Linked DNA regions of Mus musculus: region 2 is linked to region 1. The links are chromatin loops, found by intact Hi-C in ENCODE. Cell type or tissue: heart. All regions are shown on one strand. Links, peaks and the distances in the headings refer to the core of each region. The heading gives the core; the rest is flanking DNA. Region 1 overlaps Ube2e1 (ubiquitin-conjugating enzyme E2E 1). Region 2 overlaps Nr1d2 (nuclear receptor subfamily 1, group D, member 2).

What was found. Peaks named below come from ENCODE experiments on the same cell type or tissue, not always from the same donor. Only the 100,000 strongest peaks of a DNase experiment are listed, where the experiment ranks them.
Region 2: a loop joins it to region 1, with 2.9 times the contacts of the local background. A loop is called at or near these places in 3 of 42 quality-filtered maps.

The regions. Positions count from the first base shown.
Region 1 is chr14:18,324,475-18,328,861 of GRCm38, reverse strand. It overlaps Ube2e1 (ubiquitin-conjugating enzyme E2E 1), which reads left to right. Exons shown (of 6, transcript NM_009455.3): 3 at 2,432-2,482. Among named protein-coding and RNA genes, the nearest start is that of Ube2e1, 5.2 kb to the left of the region's middle. In heart, for the core only: a CTCF peak has its summit at 1,843 (motif pointing right); a DNase peak (open chromatin) is centred at 1,811; H3K4me3 peaks cover 1,278 bases; H3K27ac peaks cover 1,110 bases.
Region 2 is chr14:18,231,915-18,236,301 of GRCm38, reverse strand. The region is part of intron 1 of Nr1d2 (nuclear receptor subfamily 1, group D, member 2); the gene reads left to right. Among named protein-coding and RNA genes, the nearest start is that of Nr1d2, 5.0 kb to the left of the region's middle. In heart, for the core only: no CTCF peak of the experiment used is centred there; a DNase peak (open chromatin) is centred at 2,001; H3K4me3 peaks cover 540 bases; H3K27ac peaks cover 1,834 bases.

The sequences.
Region 1 (4,387 bases), core at 115-4,114:
TCAGAAAACCTTTGGGAGTGAAGAACAATCATGGCATTCCTTGTCAGCCTGGCCTATGAGAGGCCACTCAGAAACAGCTGGTAAAGAAACATTAAAGTAGAAATGGCAGGCGGGAAATGGAGCCAACATGCAGTATGTGCCTTTTAGTGCAACAGATTTAGACTTGTAGATTCCTTGTTGAAAGAGTGGCTATTTGTGTTAAAGGAAAGCTAAGGTTAACATCAAAAGGCAATTGGGAGGCAGAGGCAGGCGGATTTCTGAGTTCGAAGTCAGCCTGGTCTACAAAGTGAGTTCCAGGACAGCCAGGGCTACACAGAGAAACCCTGTCTCAAAAAACAAAACAAAACAAAACAAAACAAAAATAAAAAAAATAAATAAAAAATACACACAAAAACATCAAAAGGCACAAAGTGAAAAGGGTATCTAAGAAAGAATGAAATTAGGATGGGGGTTGGAATCTGTTGGGAAGGGCATGTGTGCCAGAAGATGATGTGAAAATGAAATCTCCATGGGCAGGCTAAGGGGATTCGTTCACTGTGGAGCGTTGTCTCTGGTAGAGGAGAGCACTGGTGGGAACTGTGCTGAGCTAGAGCCACTTTTTGAACAGGCCTTTGAATCACTTGCAGACCTTGCATCAGTAGTCTGGAATTGCTGCAAATGGTGGTGTTTGAGATTCAGTGAGTAAAACTGCCTGGTATTGATTGGACTTTAAAAACATAATTTTATTGTGTGTGTATTCATGTGATATGTGTGGATTCAGGCATGTCAGGGTACATGTGTGGAGGTCAGAGGCCAAATTCTTGGAGACAGTTCTCTCTCGGCATGTAGCTTTGAGGGATTGAACTGAGGCCATCAGGCATCTTTAGATGTGAGCTATCGCCAGCCTTCTTAGAAGCGTCACTTTCTAAGCATTAAAGCAACAATTTGTCCTTTTTACAGCTCATGGGGAAACATTTGCTCTCTAACAGATCTGAAAATTATCAGTTCCAACACATACAAGAATCCGGAAACTAGTCCTCCAAACTAACATCCAGTTGGGAATGAAACACCAGATGCAAACATATAGGGACTGAAGTGCCTTCTGGAAGTGGTGGAATTTAGCAGGACACTAATAATGTCAGTAGAGACTGGATGTTCTAAACTGGACCACATTTGTAGGGACAGGAAGTGCTCTTCAATAGGAAAGTTTGAAGAACTTCCCCAGGCACCACTCAATTTGTTTTCCTTTTAATGTGAAAGAAGTACCAGCTAAAAATGTCAGTGCATAATAGCAGGCTTCTTCTTACCCTCCAAAAACCTTTGGAAAGGGAAAACATCCATTGTCATTCAGATTGCCGAGTTTGAGTGTTGATGAGTGAGCTGCCTTGATGAATTTTTAAGTTGTAACAACAGCCGGGTTAGGATGAGAAGTTATACAAATAGCCTTCCCTAGAAGAGGCAGCTTAAGGCTGCAAAGTTTGTCCTTTTAACTGGTGCCCTCAGCGTCTGGGTTAACCGAAGCGAAGACAAAGGCCAGAGGCGGGTGTGAACTGTCAGTGGCTTCGGCCTGAGCGTGGGGGATGGGCTCTTTGTGAGGTGCGGAGATGCGGGTGCGGGTTGCGGGCCTGGGGCTGCCCGAGAAAGCTCGTCCTCGCCCGGGCAGCCGGGAAGTCGGGCTGGGAACGGGCTGGTGCTCGCGGCGGGTGCAGGTGGCTGTGCACTTGTGCGGCGCGGCCGGGGGTCCTGCTGCCCTCAGCTCCACCCAACACTTCCAGGGCTGCTCGACCCTTGACGGTGGCGGTCACAGGGGCCCGAGCGGCCATATTGGCTTTGCCGGCAGGCCACTGCTCCAGGGTGCGGACAGTGCCCGGGTCTGAGCGGCAATGACCTGCTGAGGGCGCTGATGTCCCGGCCTGCGGGGGGCGCTGGTGTGCGGGGGGGGGGGTCCTGGCCAGTGGGGCGGTCCCTGGTCTGACAGGGGTGGGGGGTACCTGACAGGGGTTCTGTGGTCTGCTGGGAGAATCAGAACTATGGGCCTGACCTGGGGGTGGAGCTGGTGTGTAGAGTCACTGTTTAAGCACGCCAAAAGGCCCAGTACTTCAGAGTTCTGGTCCTGGGGTTCCAGGACAGGGGGCCCAGACCTGAGGGAATCCCAGGGGAGACTCACTTCAGGATAATGACTTTACTATTCATTCACGGGTGAGATACTGGAAAAGCTGGGAAAGCAGCAAGTGAGAAAATTTTAAACTGTTTAAATGGAAAACACCGAGGCCAACTGCCCTTGTGTGCTTGTATTGGAAGTCCTATGCTGTCAAGGGTGGGAGAGACCTACCTCAAGCTGCTCCCCTGCACTGGGACCTCTAAGTATCTTCTGCTTCCTCAGTGGAGTAAGGTGGGCTACTGACCTGATTCTGGAAGGGCCTCCAACTAACTTTGTTTCCTGATCTCCCAGGATCCAGAAGGAGCTGGCAGACATCACTTTAGACCCTCCGCCAAACTGCAGGTAAGCTGCCTATGGATTGTTAGTAAATTCTCCTAACTTCTGTCTTGTGTTTTCTATTATAGAATTTTGCTTTTCTTCTATGGTCTGTGCATGGTTTAGTGCTAACAACAAATGAAATGTAAATGTATCTATGGGTGTGGCATGTAACAGGCTAAGGTATATTGAGAAGTGATGGATTTTCATGGAGTGGGCACTTGTGTATATAAACAAAATTGAAGTTAGGTAAAGGAGCTTGCCTTTTTTTATTGTAGCTATAGGTGACGTCAGCCTTTACACATGCAGTTTGGGGCATGTTGTGTTATATACTACCTTAGATGCTGGGGTGTTCAGTGAGAACAAGCTGGTCCTCAGACCAACACCGTCAGATTCTTGTATTGACTTTACAAAGCAATTCTGGAAGTAACCTGTGGCTTTAGTAGAATAATTTTGCTTTAAATTATAAATTTAAACTCTTAAAAGGTGGTGTTCTTTGTTGATATTGCTTAATCCAGTGTGAAGACAGTTTAAAGCCAGCTTTCAAAGGATGTCTTTGCTGCTCGGCTTTATTTAAAATCACCAGTTTTACATTTCTGAGTCAAGATGGCAAGAAGTAATGATGATTTCTCTAAACTGATATTTGAATCATGGAGGTCTAAAAAAATCTTAGAACCAGGATCAGCCTTGAATGGAAGGTGACGTTTCATTGGTACTTTCAGTTTATAGGTAGGAGTTACTGGCAAATATTAGTGGATATACACAGCAAGTATGTGCAGACATTCAGAGTGGAAGCTAACTGAAGGATCTGGCTTTTAACCCTCATGTTTTAGTCTGTGTGTGCCTACATGATGTGTGCCTATGGGGGCTAAGGGACAACTTCGTGGAGTTGGTCGGTCTCTCCTTTATATGGATTCTCAGGATAAACTCGGGCTGCCAGGCTTGAGCTGTAAGCATCTTCCTCACAGCCGTCGGGTCCATTTTGTATGGATTTGTTCATAGTGTTGACCAGATTTGTGGTACTTTTTGAAAGTTTGTCCTGATTTGTAAGAAAGTTATTTTGAGGATTAGATACCTCTTCTTTTTCTTTTTCTTTTTCCTTTTCCTTTTCCTTGCCCCTTGCCCCTTTCTCTCTCTCTCTCTTTCTTTCTTTCTCTCTCTCTCTCTCTCTCTCTCTCTCTCTTTCTCTTTCTTTCTTTCTTTCTTTTTTTGAGACAGTGTTTCAGGCTGGCCTCAAACAATGTCTAGCTGAGGGTAACCTTGAGTTTTTCATTCTCCTGTCTTTACCTTGCCCCTAGTGCTGGCATTACAGGTGTGGGGTGCCATGCTGGCTTTATGCCAGGCTAAACTCAGGGCCTCATGCATGCATGCATGCATGCTACCAACTGAGCTACATCCCCAGAAAAATATGTTAAACTAGATTCTTTAACTGAGCCCCTAATTATTCTCAGAATTTCTTGTGTGGCTGATCATTTTTCAGTGTTTGAGAAGTAGAGAAATATTAAGAGATGAAAGCCCAGCGCTTCCCTTGGTTGTTTGTGTAGAATCACAGACATTCCCTACGGTCGGTCTGTACTGTAGCTGCCACTGCTATTGGTGTCGGCTCCCTAGTGTGCATCTCTTGTGAGTTCAAACAGCTCTGGCTGATCAAATTATAAATAGTAGCTTCAAACAAGTATCAGCTATTCAAACATACAGTGGCTTTCTTGTGGGTAAGTGCTATCAGATTTAAAACTGTAAACAATTTGAAGATTTTCATGAGATAATCATTTTTTTTAGAAGAAGGAAAAGTACGTTTGAGTCCATGTTGTAGCAGGGTTTGTCTGTGAGCGGTTTGTGTTTCTGAAGCACGGAGGACTTTTTATCTTTGTAAATTCTCATAATCATGGCTTCAAGCTGAAATCTTTGACCATTACCTATCACTGGGGATTT
Region 2 (4,387 bases), core at 222-4,221, 93 kb after region 1:
TTGACTGCATTTTTATCACACGATTGTGATCGTGTATACTAAATTCTCCAGAGTATTATAAAAGAGAGCTCATTGCAGCCATTTCACAATCACAGCTTTGGCTCACATTTTAAAAATACTGTACATGGGGCTGGTGAGATGGCTCAGTGGGTAAGAGCAGTCGGGTGCTCTTCCGAAGGTCCGGAGTTCAAATCCCAGCAACCACATGGTGGCTCACAACCATCCGTAAGGAGATCTGACTCCCTCTTCTGGAGTGTCTGAAGACAGCTACAGTGTACTTTCATATAATCAATAAATAAATCTTAAAAAAAAAACTTTAAAAAAAATACTGTACATTGTATTCTTAGGTTTCAGTTTGATGGCAAAAAACAGAGACTGCTGTTTGTTTTTTTAAAAGATCTGTTTATTATATGTAAATACACTATAGATGTCTTCAGACACTCCAGAAGAGAGAGTCAAATCTTGTTACAGATAGTTGTGAGTCATCATGTGGTTGCTGGGATTTGAACTCAGGACCTTCGGGAGAGCAGTCAGAGCTCTTAACCGCCAAGCCATCTCTCCAGCTGGAGACTGCTGTTTGGAGAGAAGCTGCAGAACAGTGGCAACTGGTAGTGGGTGGAGTAGAGCAATTAGTGGGGTGAGTGGGCTCAGAAGATAGTTTGGAAATAACATCTGTAGAGAAAAGCCCTGGGCCTGTATTGAAGAAGGAAGGACAGCAAAAGGCTCGGAAGAGGAGAGGGGTAGTGTCCTTTTCAGTACTCTGATAACTTGCTCCTAGCATAAAGATGACAGAGTAGTGTTAGTAATTTCCCTGTGTCAGGTTATATTTCCTTCATGTTAATTCATGAAAGAAGGTACTGTTGTCATCATCCTAAAAATGAAGGGATATATAAATTGAAGTTAAGTAACTTACGCAGTAAGAAGTTGAATCTACAAAGGCTGCTTCACTGCTGTGTTGTAAGGAATGTTGCCAGTTCTCAATGTGTGGGTTTTGTTGAAAGACCCTTTTGCAAGGATCGTATATCAGATATCCTGCATATTATATTTACATTACAATTCATAATAGTAGCAAGATTATAGTTACGTAGTAGCAACAAATAATTTTATGGTTGGGATCACCACAACATGAGTAACTCTATTAAAAGATCACAGCATTGGCAAGGTTGTGAACCACTGGCTTAGGGCATCTTGAAAGTATAGGGATCTTTCCTCCTGGTGAGGTTGAAGACAATGTGCAGATCCACTAAATACATGAATAGGCTTGTGGCTGAGAAAAGGGTCAGGTGCCCCTGTCAGAGTCTCTGATGTCAGCATTCTGCTGGTTCTCTCTTTTAACACTGTTGTTAGTGAAGCTGGCTTACTCTCCAGCTCCAGATTAGCTCTTGACTTCCCTCCTCTAGTGTTTTATGTAGAAAACAAAATACTGCTAGTTTAACATATCTAGACCTCCTTTTTGTAATCTTACTTAAAAATATCTCTCACAGGATACATCATTTAGCAGTGGATGTGTTCTTTGACCCTCTTGACCTCTGCCCTGTTCAATGCTCGTGTGTGACCCTCAGCCTTCTGCCCCCTGCTCACAGTTTTCCACTTCTTTAAAGCTTTTTAGGAAGGAGACCAAACTGTTCTGGAGCTCCAGATCCACAGGCACACCTGTAAGGAGGAATAACTAATAAATTAGGCATGAAACTGGAAAGTATAGTTGTGACTTGGTAGTAAGCCTCCTTCCCAGGAGGGTAAAAAATCCCAGAAGAGAAGAAAGCAGACCCAGCCTGCAGGGGCATTGATTCCTGGTTTACATGAAGTTGAGGCCTGGGTAAGTTGAGCCTGACTGGTAACCTGGCCCAGCTCCACTCCCCTTCCAGCTAAAAATAGAGAGGACTGCTGCCTGAGTTAATTTTAGCTCAAGGCTCTAAGACGTGCATTCTGCTTGTTTCTGGAAGTGTTGGGATTTGCTGGATCAGGGATTTTACATTTCTTGCTTTGTCATTAGAGACTGTGTACACAAAAAATAATAACTTCTTTTATGTATACTTTCGTTTCAGTCTTGCAGTTACTGGCAGATATTCCTGTTTTATGGGTGATGACTCAGGGTTGGTGAGATGGAAAGAAACTTGCTTGTTCAGGTCTTCTCAGTAAGAGTGATCTTGTGTATCGACTCACTCATTGGGTGGCTTGATGACTTTTGTATCGGATTCTGCTGCTTACTAGAGTTCTGCCTCCTTACTCAGTGTTTTTCAACTCCAGCTTCCTCATTTGCAAATGGGCTAAAGGAAGTTGGAAGGCTGAAGTGTGATCTAGAGATTGAATAATTTTATGGTTGGCTTTAGTACTGCCTGAGGACTTAAGACTTTCACTCTCCTTTCTTCACAAGAGGAGCTGCTGAGTAAGCTTTACCTTCTAGGAAGTTTACTTTTAGCTTTCACTTTGCTAACCATCCCATTAGTAGATAGGTGTCTAGAAGAGAAGAGGACAAGAAAATCAATATTGAAGGTCTTACCAGTAGAAGCAGCTGCTTCCGGATGTGTCACAGTGGCTTCAAGGTGTTGAATACAAGCACTTAAACCTCCTGAAGACTAGAGATAGATATGAGCTGGAATGGTAATGTTTTATTTTGGAGCTTTTGTAAGGAAGTTTTAAAACTTATCATAGCCCAAGCAGTGCTTTTGGCTAGTTTTAAATAATCTGGATTAGCTCTATTTCTTATAGACACAGAGCTGTGAGATACTCCACTGGCAAAGTATTTTTCTTGGTATCCTTTTCTGAACAGAGACACTTGTAAACCTAGTAGCAATTTGTTAACCCTGGAATTTATGAAGTGCACTTCAGATCTCTTAAACTTTCTAAAGACAGCTGATCTAGCGATTTTTCTCTGGACAGAATAGGCTTCAAGGTTCTCTTTGAGTTCACATGGCATTTCAGATAATTGGGCAGTTGTGTTTATTCCAATCTTTGTAACTGGCCAATTAATGCCCCTGCCCCTCCCCCTTCTTGTTTTGTTTTAGTTTTGAGGTAGACTTGTCATGTGTAACTCAGGATCCCTCCTTGCCTTGCCTCTTGAGAATTGGGACTTAGGGACATGCCCTACCATGCTCAGCTCTCCAGTTTGTGTTTGAATTTTCTGATTGTATTCATTTTTACATTTCTATATACAAAGAGCCTATGAAAGTGCCCATTTCTGAGGCTACTTTCTCCTGTTTGGGCATGTGTTACATAAAGACGACAGGGTAGTTTAGTGATGAAAAGAAACTCAAGTTGGAAAGCTTTTCTTCTTATGATACATACCTGGGTGCTTAAAAAATATTTGTTTGTTTATATGTATGGTGTTTTGGCTGCACCATGGGCTGGAGGAAGCCAGAAGAGGGTGTCCAACTCTGTTAGAATCTTTGTCAGTGCTGGGAATCAATCAAGTCTCAATCCTCTTAGCAGCCAATGTTCTTAACTGATGTGCCATCTCTTGGGCCTTAAAAAAAAATTAAGAGCATGTGAATATGAGTGTCCACAGAGGCCAGAAGAGGACTTAGATTCCTCTGGAATTGGAGTTAGAGGTAGTTGGAATCTGCTGGTGTGGTTGCTGGGAACTAGACTCCTGTCTTCTACAAGAACAGTATATGCACTTGACCACTTAGCATTTTTTTCAGTTTCTAACTGAAGTCACTGCTTTTAAAGTCAGGAATAGCGAGAGCCAGGTTGGCCGCTGCCTTCCAGATCAAGAGGTTGCAGTGCTCACTTTAGCTTCTACATGTTTTTGGTGCAGTAGAGCTCAGGTGGGCTTGAGAATGTGTATTAATAGCAAGTTCCCAGCCAGATGCTGATGCTGTTGGTCCAGAATGATTGGCCAGGGAACCACATTACAAGAAAAACACAAGTTGTGGGGTGCTAGGTGCCCTTTGGGCAGATGAGAGGAACACACCAAATAGCATGTGGGTAGTGGGCTTGACCCGGAAGAGCACATTTACACCTACAGCCTTAACAGATGTCATGAAAGAACCTAGTGGGGAAACCCTCACTCAACTCCCGATTCAGCGTGCACCCAAGAATCACGAACAGAACACAACACCTTGATGTAACAACACGAGGTATTTTAATGGCAGAGCTCCGGGTTGAAACGTATCTCACACAGGAGACAGTGGATTGGACCACTTGGAAGCCAGGGGTTTTTATATAAAAGGAGTGGGGCTGGGGGAGGAATTGGCACGGTTTCACATGATTGGTCCATTTAAACATCAGCAGCCTGTTAACATTTAACTTAGGTCAGAGGGGTGGGGAGTTAGGGAGGCGACGGGCATGTCCGGGTCTGTTCTGCTATGTTCTCAGCCCCAGGTTTCAAAGCTCAAAAACAACTCTTTGGGCTATTTGACATACATTACATGAATCACAGGTCTCA